Linked DNA regions of Homo sapiens: region 1 is linked to region 2. Evidence: read pairs that join two places in POLR2A ChIA-PET (ENCODE). Cell type or tissue: IMR-90. All regions are shown on one strand.

What was found. ChIA-PET counts read pairs that join two places held together with the same protein. Peaks named below come from ENCODE experiments on the same cell type or tissue, not always from the same donor. Only the 100,000 strongest peaks of a DNase experiment are listed, where the experiment ranks them.
Region 1: POLR2A ChIA-PET joins it to region 2 with 7 read pairs; 7 of 35 experiments call an interaction of 5 or more read pairs at or near these places.

What each region holds. Positions count from the first base shown.
Region 1 is chr22:29,911,653-29,916,652 of GRCh38, reverse strand. All of the region lies in intron 1 of MTMR3 (myotubularin related protein 3), which reads right to left. Among named protein-coding and RNA genes, the nearest start is that of MTMR3, 31 kb to the right of the region's middle. RefSeq lists an enhancer at 3,088-4,070. In IMR-90, no CTCF peak of the experiment used is centred here; DNase peaks (open chromatin) are centred at 2,362 and 3,792; H3K27ac peaks cover 1,336 bases.
Region 2 is chr22:29,825,233-29,830,232 of GRCh38, reverse strand. It overlaps ASCC2 (activating signal cointegrator 1 complex subunit 2), which reads left to right. Exons shown (of 20, transcript NM_032204.5): 3 at 4,453-4,611; 4 at 4,976-5,000. Among named protein-coding and RNA genes, the nearest start is that of ASCC2, 11 kb to the left of the region's middle. In IMR-90, no CTCF peak of the experiment used is centred here; a DNase peak (open chromatin) is centred at 2,432.

The DNA of each region.
Region 1 (5,000 bases), 86 kb before region 2:
TAACTTGAGACTAGCCCTTCCACCAAAACTACTAAAAAACTGGACAAGATACATGAAACAGCTATTCTTGGATGCTGAACAATAGCACCGAACTGTGATCCCTGAGAGAAGACAAGCAAATTACCTGTGCCTTATGATTGTCAAAGCTTTGTATTTTGAGGCAGTTTCCAGACCCCAGCCAGAAAGGGAGAAACTGAGAATCTAGGGAGGGTGGAAACCCAATCAGAAACTTAAATGTGTCTCCGAAGGCTGAAGCAGCTGTAATTTGTGAGGCACTACTACATCTTTACTAAATTAGCTGCACATGTATTAGGTGAGATTTCACGAGGGTAGGCAAAGAACAACCACTGGGTAACAAGCAACTACTTGGGAACTATAAACACAACTACCAGAGTTTACACAGGCATTCTCCTTCTGACTGATTAAAGAGACCTTACTAAACTCAGGCCATTCAGCTGAAACCTTTATAAACACAGCTCAACTAGCCCGAGGGCAAAGGCTCCTCTACAGGCCCAGATGAACAAAGCTTTAAATAAAAACAAGCCTAACGTTGAATTATGGATTTTCTAACATATCCAAAAGTAAAATGTATGACAATAGCAAAAAGAACAGAAGATAGGAAAATGGAGACATAACGCCATAGGATTCTTATACATTAAGTGGTATATAATTTGAAGGCAGAATGTCGTAAGTTAAAGGTATCTACTATAGAGCAGCCACAGAGAAAAATAGAACAAATAAGTATATCTCCACTAAAAGAGGGGATAAGATGAAATATTACAAAATCTTTCATTCAAAAAATGACAGAAAAGAATAGACGGGATGAATAGAAAACAAATGGCAAAATGGTAGACTGAAACCTAACCATATGGATACTCAAACTCAGAGTAAACCCATCATTTAATAACAACAATTAAAAGGAGACTGTCAGCCGGGCGCAGTGGCTCACACCTGTAATCCCAGCACTTTAGGAGGCCAAGGCGGGTGGATCACCTAAAGTCAGGAGTTTGAGACCAGCTTTGCCAACACAGGGGTAAATATACAAAACATAAAATATACAAAAATTAGCCGGGCATGGTGGCAGGCGCCTGTAATCCCAGCTCCTCAGGAGGCTGAGGCAGGAGAATCACTTGAACCCGGGAGGCTGAGGTTGCAGTGAGCCAAGATGGCATCACTGCACTCCAGCCTGGGTGGCAGAGCGAGACTCCATCTCAATGAATGAACAAATGAATGAATGAAGGAGACCGTCAGCCTAAATAAAAAAGCGAGACCTAACTATGTGCTAATCACAAGAAATGCATTGCAAATATATACACAGACTAAAAGTAAAAGGATGGGAAAAAATTATGCAAATACTGTGGTAATAAAGCTACAAGAGTTATATTCATGTTAAAGTAGCCTGGGGGATGGCAAATATTATCAAAATAAAGTGGGACAAGTCATTATAAAAGAATGAATTTACTGAGAAGACATAACAATCCTAAATATGTATGTACCTAAAAACAGAACTTCAAAATATATGAGACAGAACTGGTAGAACCAAATATTTGTCTTTTCAAAGACACAAAACATTCACCACAATAGACCATATGCCTTACCACAAAACAAATCTCAAATTCTGAAATCCTGAAAAAGACTGAAATCCTATAGAGTATGTTCTCTGACCACAATGGAATTAAATTAGTAACAGTAAAATATCTACAGGAAGTTAAACATCAAACTTTTATAATTCATAGGCCAAAAAAGACATTAAAAGAGAAATTAGAAAATATTCAAACTGAATAGTAGTACACAATATGTCATTTTGTGAGCTGCAACTGAAGCACTGCTCAGAGGAAAACTCAGATATTCACAGTATATACAAAAAGGCAACCCTACACTTACTTCTCTCAGTATTAATTTGAAGTGTTTCACAGACCCAAATGTCAAACAAAGCTATAAACTTCCAGAATAAAATTTAAGAAAATATTAGTGACCTTAGGTTTAGAGACAATTCCTTAGATAGGCTTTTAAAAAGATCATTAACTCAAAAAGAAAAAAAAAATAACTGACTACATAAAGATTAAGTTTTTGCTCTCTGAAAGACACTGTTAAGAATGAAAAGGCAAGCCACAAATTACAAGAACATATTTGCAAAACATGTAATTTACAAAACCTGTTATGAAGGACTCATATTCAGAATACATTATGAACTCACAATAAACAAAAAACAACCTATTTTAATGAGCAAAAGATTTGAACAGACACTTCACCAAAGACATATAAATGGCAAATAAGCACATGAAAAGATAATCATCATTAGTCATCTGGAAATTACAAACTAAAACCATGATGATGTATTGCTACAGACCCACTAGAATGACTTAAGTTAGTAAGAATGACAATACCAAGCATCAACAAGGATTTGGAGCCCTGGAATTCTCATGCATTGCCAGTGGGAATGCAAAATAGGCCGTTACTTTAAAAACTATAAACACACTTACCCTACAATCCTGCAATTTCTACTCCTGGATTTTTAACCAAGAGAAATGAAAATATATGTCCACACAAAGATCTATGTTGCAAATATTCAGAGGAGATTTATTCGTAATAGCCAAAAACTGGGCCGGGCGTGGTGGCTCATGCCTGTAATCCCAGCACTTTGGGAGGTTGAGGTGGGCGGATCACGAGCTCAAGAGATCAGACCAACCCGGCTAACAAGGTGAAACTCCGTCTCTACTAAAAATACAAAAAATTAGCCGAGTGCGGTGGCATGAGCCTGTAGTCCCAGCTCCTCAGCAGGCTGAGGCAGGAGAATAGCTTTAACCCAGGAGGCGGAGGTTGCAGTTAGCCGAGATCTCGCCACCGCACTCCAGCCTGGGCGACAGAGCGAGACTCCGTCTCAAATAAATAAATAAATAAACCCAAAACCTGGAAAAAAAAAAAACCCCAATATCCATTAACTAGTAAATAAAGGAATTGTGGAATATCCATACAATGGACTACTACTTAGCAATTAAATGGAACAACTACTGCTTTTAACAATATGAATGATTCTCAAAGCATTATACTAAAATGAAAGAGGACAGGCACAAAATAGTATATCCTGTATGATTTCATTTATATTACATCCTAGAAAAAAGGCAAAATTTGTGCAAATTATACCTCTCTAAGGCTGATTTTTTAACCATGTGGCAGCAAAAAGAGTCAAAGGTATACATATGTGCTCTGGTTAAGACCAGTATTTTCCCTAAATCTTAGTTACAGAAGGCTCTGAGAAGTTAATGACTTGCCCCAAATTAGTAACCAGTGGAAACATGTTTTGGGATATAGATCACTTTACTGTAAATATAAACTTGGAATGTACGCTTTAGGAATGATTAAGAAGATCTGTATAACTAAGACCCTTTGTTTCTGTTTTTGTTTTGAGATGGGAGTCTCGCTGTTACCCAGGCTAGAGTGCAGTGGTGCAATCATGGCTCACTGCTGTCTTGATGTCCTGGGCTCAAGCAACTCTCCTACCTCAGCTTCCTGAGTAGCTGGGACTATAGGTGAGCACCACCACAGCTGGATAATAATTATTATTATTATTTTGTAGAGGGGGTCTTGCAATGTTGCCCAGGCTGGTCTCAAACTCCAGGCCTCACAAGTGATTCTCTCGCCTCGGCTTCCCAGAATGCTGGGATTACAGGTGTAAGCCACTGTGCCTGGCTGACTAAGACCCTTTCGATGGAGCTCCAGAACTATGTTTAACTCACAGTTAAGTATTAAAGGAAGTTTCAATTTACATAGGCAAGCCAGCTAAAACAGTTCAGGCCAAGAGTTGGATGATGTAGCACAGACATCTCAAATACTTAGCTTACCACAATCTTGGCCAATGGTCAAGTTTATTTTGGGACTGGAATATTTAAAAGTCCTTCATATTCTCTGCAGCTCCTACACATTGATCCTATTAAGGCCTTCCAATTCTGAATCTTTTAGGTACTCACCTTTCATTCTCACCTAATGCATTACCTCCAGGCAAATGGGGTGGTAAAGAAGAACTGGACTTTGAAAGGCAACATAATGACAACAGCTTATTAAAAAGCAAGACAAGGCCAGGTTTGGTGGCCCATGCCTGCAATCCTCCTAGCACTTTGGGAGGCTGACACAGGAGGATCGCTTGAGTTCTAGATAAGCCTGGGCAACATAGCGAGAACCCATCTCTACTAAAAATTTTAAAATTAGCCAGGCATGGTAGCGCACACCTGTAATCCCAGCTACTTGGGAGGCAGGAGGATCCTTTGAGCCCAGGAGTTTGAGGCAGCAGTGTGCTATGATCATGCCACTGCACTCCAGCCTGGGTGACAAAGCGAGACTTTGTCATTCATTTCTTCATTCATTCATTCATAAACATAAATAAATAATAAAAAGACAGGAAAACTGATCTTAATACCTAATTAGCCACATCAACTTTAACCTTAGCATAAAAAAAACAAATTAAGACTTTTCTTCATCTCTACCATCAACTCATTTTGCAGAAGTCTAACATTTAATCCACAAGTGGGCAATCCATGAAACCTAAAGCAATTACTACAAGTTCACTAATGCTTACTATACATACCTCACCTCTTCATTTCCTCTTGTCTGACTTTTCACCGAGTTTTTCTCCCCTCTCTTTCTGACCCTTTTATATGTTTATCATAGCTACTTTGTAAGAAAACAATAAAGAGGATATTTATGCCTAATCAGTGAAAAGTACTGACTTTATATCTTTGCTATTGTACTTATTATGGTGATAAGCTCTTTAAGGGAAACTTCTACACTGTATAGGCATAAATAATGGGAAAGGAATACTGATTAATTCTATACCCATTATGAACACTTTTCCCTCTAAGCCATTGAAAAATGGAAGATACTTTACTATTTTCACTCCACTGATCCTGAATATTATCTCATATATAAACTGAGTGTACCTATATATATTGTTTACCCTGAGATTAAAGTCCAAACTATTTTTTAAATACGTAGAAAGCCCACTG
Region 2 (5,000 bases):
TGGTTGTGGGGATTAAATGAGATGCCTGTGAATGAGCACTGTGCCTGGAACATAGTAAGCACTCAATAAATTGTTATTACAATGGTGATGACAGCAGGGACAACAACAGCAGCACTAAATTGGGGGTATGGTGGGAAGGCAGATGAGTTGAGGGAGACAGCTGCCTGATCGAAGAGGGGTCTTGCTGGCAGACTGAAGAGTGTTACTCTGAAGGCCACGGGCAGCTCCTGAAAGATTGTACTAAGATATGTGTCCACCCTATATTTGTCCCTTTAGTCTTGGCTTGGGGCATGATCTCTAGCCAAAGGGTAGTTACCACACCACCTTTTCAGGGTAATTGGTAGAGCTAATGTTGGTTGAGGATCTATTTGAATAGCACATACTTGAAGACCCAAAAGAAATAGTCTTGTGGCCAGGCCCGGTAGCTCACGCCTGTAATCCCAGCACTTTGGGAGGCTGAGGCAGGTAGATCACTTGAGCCCAGGAGTTCAAGACCAGCTCGGGCAACATGGCAAAACCATTTTTTTTTTTTCCCAGACAGAGTCTTGCTCTGTCGCCTAGGCTGGAGTGCAGTGGCGCGATCTCGGCTCACTGCAACCTCCGCCTCCCGGGTTCAAGTGATTCTTCTGCATCAGCCTCCTGAGTAGCTGGGACCAGCTAATTTTTGTGTTTTTAGCAGAGACGGGGTTTCACCATGTTGGCCAGGCTAGTCTCGAACTCCTGACCTTGTGATCCGCCCGCCTTGGCCTCCTAAAGCACTGGGATTACAGGCGTGAGCCACCACGTCCAGTCAGCCTCCATTCATTTCTTTGTCCAGCCAGCAGATCTGTACAGAAAGTCTGCTCAATGCCAGGTGGTGTTCTATAGACTCGGAATGCTGGGTGAGCAAAGCTCAGACTGCCTCCAGACACCTACAAGCTAGTGGGGGAGACAGCTGGGAAGACCAGTCCTCCCCTTTTATACAGCTTTATTCAGGCATTGTTGAAGGACAATAAACTGCACATATTTAAAATATACAATTTGCCAACACCTATGAAAAGAAAGGGAATTTTTTTTTTGAGGTGGAGTCTAACCTGTTGCCCAGGCTGGGGTGCAGTGGCATGATCTCTGCTCACTGCAACCTCCGCCTCCCAGGTGCAAGTGATTCTCCTGCCTCAGCCTCCCGAGTAGCTGGGACTATAGGTGCGTGCCACTACACCTGGCTAAGTTTTGTATTTTTGATAAGAGATGGGATTTCACAGTGTTGGCCAGGCTGGTCTCAAACTCCTGGCCTCAAGTGATGGGCCTGACTTGGCCTCCGAAAGTGCTGGGATTACAGGCATGAGCCACTGTACCCAGCCAACATTTTAAAAATTAAAACGTAAAATATGCAATTTGATTGGTTTTTCCATCTGTATGCATGCATGAAACTATCATCATCAATGAGCATTTCTACCACCCCTGAAAGTTTTCTTGTGCCTCTCTGCAATCCATGCCTTCCTCCCACCCTTTCCCCATCCAAACCACTGATCTGAAAGCACTTTTAATGCTGTTCAAGTGGTATAGAGAGGTGAGCACAGAATGCAGGTGCTGAGGGAGAGCTTAGATGAGCTCCTAATCCAGCTGGGATGGGAGTCAGGGAGGCTTCCTGGAAGAGGTGAGATTGGAACTGGGGTCAGAAGGACAATCAGTGAGACCAGGATGGCACACAGATACCATAGGTCATTTAATAGGTCTGCAGTGTAAGCTTTGGCTCAAATCCTGCCTCAGTTGCCTCTTTAATCCCATGACCTTGGGAAAGTTCCTGAAACTTACTGTTTGATTCCTCCTCTAAAATGGGATGAATACTATGTCTCTTTTAAATAGTTTTTGTAGATTAAAAAAATAGGGGCTGTGGGTTGTGCCTGCTTAGTGGCTGGCACAGGGCAGGTCCACAATGAGTGGCAGCTTTCATTTGCACCATTCCAGCATTCACCAAATCTGTCTCCCACCGCCCAGTGCAATCTGTGCCCTTTTGTTATGACCCATGTTTATGCCTCCATAAAAATGTTTCTTCCATTTGAAGTCCTTATCCTCGAATGCTTGGAGCCTTGGAGGAAGTCTGCTTGCTCTGGGAAGCCGTCCCTTATCCTCCAGGTGCTATTAATTCCCTTCTGCATTTCCACAGTCCCTCTGCCAGGTTTGAGCTGTCACTTCCTTTGTTTTGTGCTCACTTGGTGATTTAGATGTCCATCTTCCCCCTGTGGGATTGTAGGGAAAGTAGAATCTCAGGGGTGTGTGTGTGTGTGTGTGTGTGTGTGTGTGTCAGAAGAATGAGTAGCCTGGTGTGTGTGTGTGTGTGTGTGTGTGTGTGTCAGAAGAATGAGTAGCCTGGTGTGTGTGTGTGTGTGTGTGTGTCAGGAGAATGAGTAGTCTGGGTGTATGTGTGTGTGTGTGTGTGTGTCAGAATGAGTAGCCTGGTTGTGTGTGTGTGTGTGTGTGTGTGTGTGTGTGTGTCGGGAGAATGAGTAGCCTGGCCTGAGTGAGAAGTGAGGGAAGAGGTAAAGTGCCAACAGATAGAAGAGGGAGGAAGCTTGGAAACCAAGGAGATGTATTTCGGCTCCTGACAGTTGTTTTGAACTTGTTTCAGCCAGCAGAATTTCTTTTTCAACAGATTTGTACCTGTAACTCCATGATACAAATTTGATTTAAATGGGAGGGGGTCCTGCAGACCCACATGAGAGGTGGCCTTGAAGAATCCTTGTGGTACCCACAGGCTCTACAGTTTGGAAACTCGCGTAAGGCACTAGGAAGGCATAGATGGTTCTTGAGGAGGCTGACCTCTTATCAGTCTCAATTTTTCTATATCCCCTGGATCAACAGACCTGGAAGTGGATGGACTGTGGTTGATAAGAGCTGACACATTGCCTGGCCATCCTCCTGCTACCACTTCCCCAGAGAAAGCACCCGTTATGTAGTCAGAGGAGAAAACTGAGCCCATCTCCTCTTTATGGTGAACAAAGTAAGGTTTGTTCATGGCAAGTAGGGGCTGGAAGGGAGAACTTGTGATTCTACGCTGAGACTTACTTACAAAAAAATAAAAAACAAAAAAAAAGGAAAGAACAGACCCAGACAAATTGTTTCATGGGTATAATTTTTTTTTTTTTTTTTTTTTTTGAGATGGAGTCTGGCTCTGTCAGCCAGGCTGGGGTGCAGTGGCGTGATCTCGGTTCACTGCAAGCTCTGCCTCCCGGGTTCACGCCGTTCTTCTGCCTCAGCCTCCCGAGTAGCTGGGACTACAGGCGCCCGCCACCATGCCCGGCTAATTTTTTTGTATTTTTAGTAGAGACGGGGTTTCACTGTGCTAGCCAGGATGGTCTCGATCTCCTGACCTCGTGATCTGCCTGCCTCAGCCTCCCAAAGTGCTGGGATTATAGGCATGAGCCACTGTGCCTGGCCTTTATGGGTATAATTTAATGTAAATGCCTGGAAGAGGTCTGCAAGGACACCCATCAGATGGTGAGTGGTTACCTCTGCAGGGAACATGGGGCCTGGGAGTGTAGTCCCAGGCAGCTCACCTTCTCTGTACCTTGTAAGTTTTTGAAAGAAAAGATGCTTGTGTCAAATTATATAATTAAAAATTAATTTAAAAAGTAATATATGTGGCCAGGAGAGGTGGCTCAAACCTGTAATCCTAGCACTTTGGGAGGCCAAGGCAGGCGGATGGCTTGAGCCCAGGAGTTTGAGACCACCTGGGCAACATGGCAAAACCCCATCTCTACTAAAAAAAAATTAGCCAGGCATGGTGGTGTGCACCTGTAGTCCCAGCTACTTGGGAGGCTGAGGTGGGGGATCACCTAAGCCCAGGAGGTAGAGGCTGCCGTGAGCCAAGATTATGCCACTCCACTTCAGCCTGGGCAACGGGAGTGAGACCTGTCTCAAAAACAAAACAAAACAAAACAAAAGTAATATATGAATATATGTTCTTTTTTTTTTTTTAATGGGAAAGTCTATTCAAGCCACAATTCACCACCCCCCGCCCCCATCAGAGATAACCACTATTAGCTTTGGGGCGTCATCTCCCCAGCTTCTTTTTTAAAAATCAATACCAGTGTGTGAATATACTTACACTTTTTAAAGACCGAAAACTATGCTCTGGTTTTTCTTCATAACAAATAAATCTTTTGCCTTTTACTAAAAAAGGAAAATGAAAACTGATTATATTAAACAGAGAGTTTTGTATCCTGCTTTCTCTTCCCTTAACCTTTCCCCGTGTCATTAAATCCACTCCGAAAACATGGATTTTAATTACCGCCTAGTGTTCGCTGAATGCAACCATGCCCTCTTTGTTAGATACACTTGGTTCTTTATGCTTAAAAGCTCCTTGGAGGGTCACCGGTTGGAACAGCCAAGTGTTGTCATTGCTGTGGGTTGGCAAATGGGCCCTCGCTGACTAACCTCTGCCACGTTAACACGTGGTTTTTGGATCCGTAGCACCCCGAGCAGAAGGCAGACCGGTATTTTGTGTTATACAAACCGCCCCCTAAAGACAACATTCCCGCCCTAGTGGAGGAGTACCTGGAACGCGCCACCTTCGTAGCCAATGACCTCGACTGGCTCCTGGCCTTGCCTCACGATAAATTCTGGTGCCAGGTAACATTCTATCAAAATTAACGCTAAGACAAAGCACATGACATGCCATTGGTTGGTTGCTGTTGTTGTTTTTCTTCCCCTAGGAGGTGCTTTTTTGTCTACTTCTTTCACTGGATCCTTAACAGCAAATTGTGGTTCGGATTGCTCTGTCTTGTATCACAATCTTAATGTTTACACACCTTTCAAAGTGTCAATTTTAGAATCTTGTGTTTAGCCCTTGGCTCATTCATACCTCCTTGGTCCCTTGGGGTCGGAGTGTTTGGAATAGGGCAGGGCTGATGGGCATTGAGTCCCTGCACAGTCCACCCACAAGCCCCTGGGGCCTAAGGGATAAATCCTCGCTCTCCTCTGTCTCCTGGTTTAGGTGATCTTTGACGAGACTCTACAGA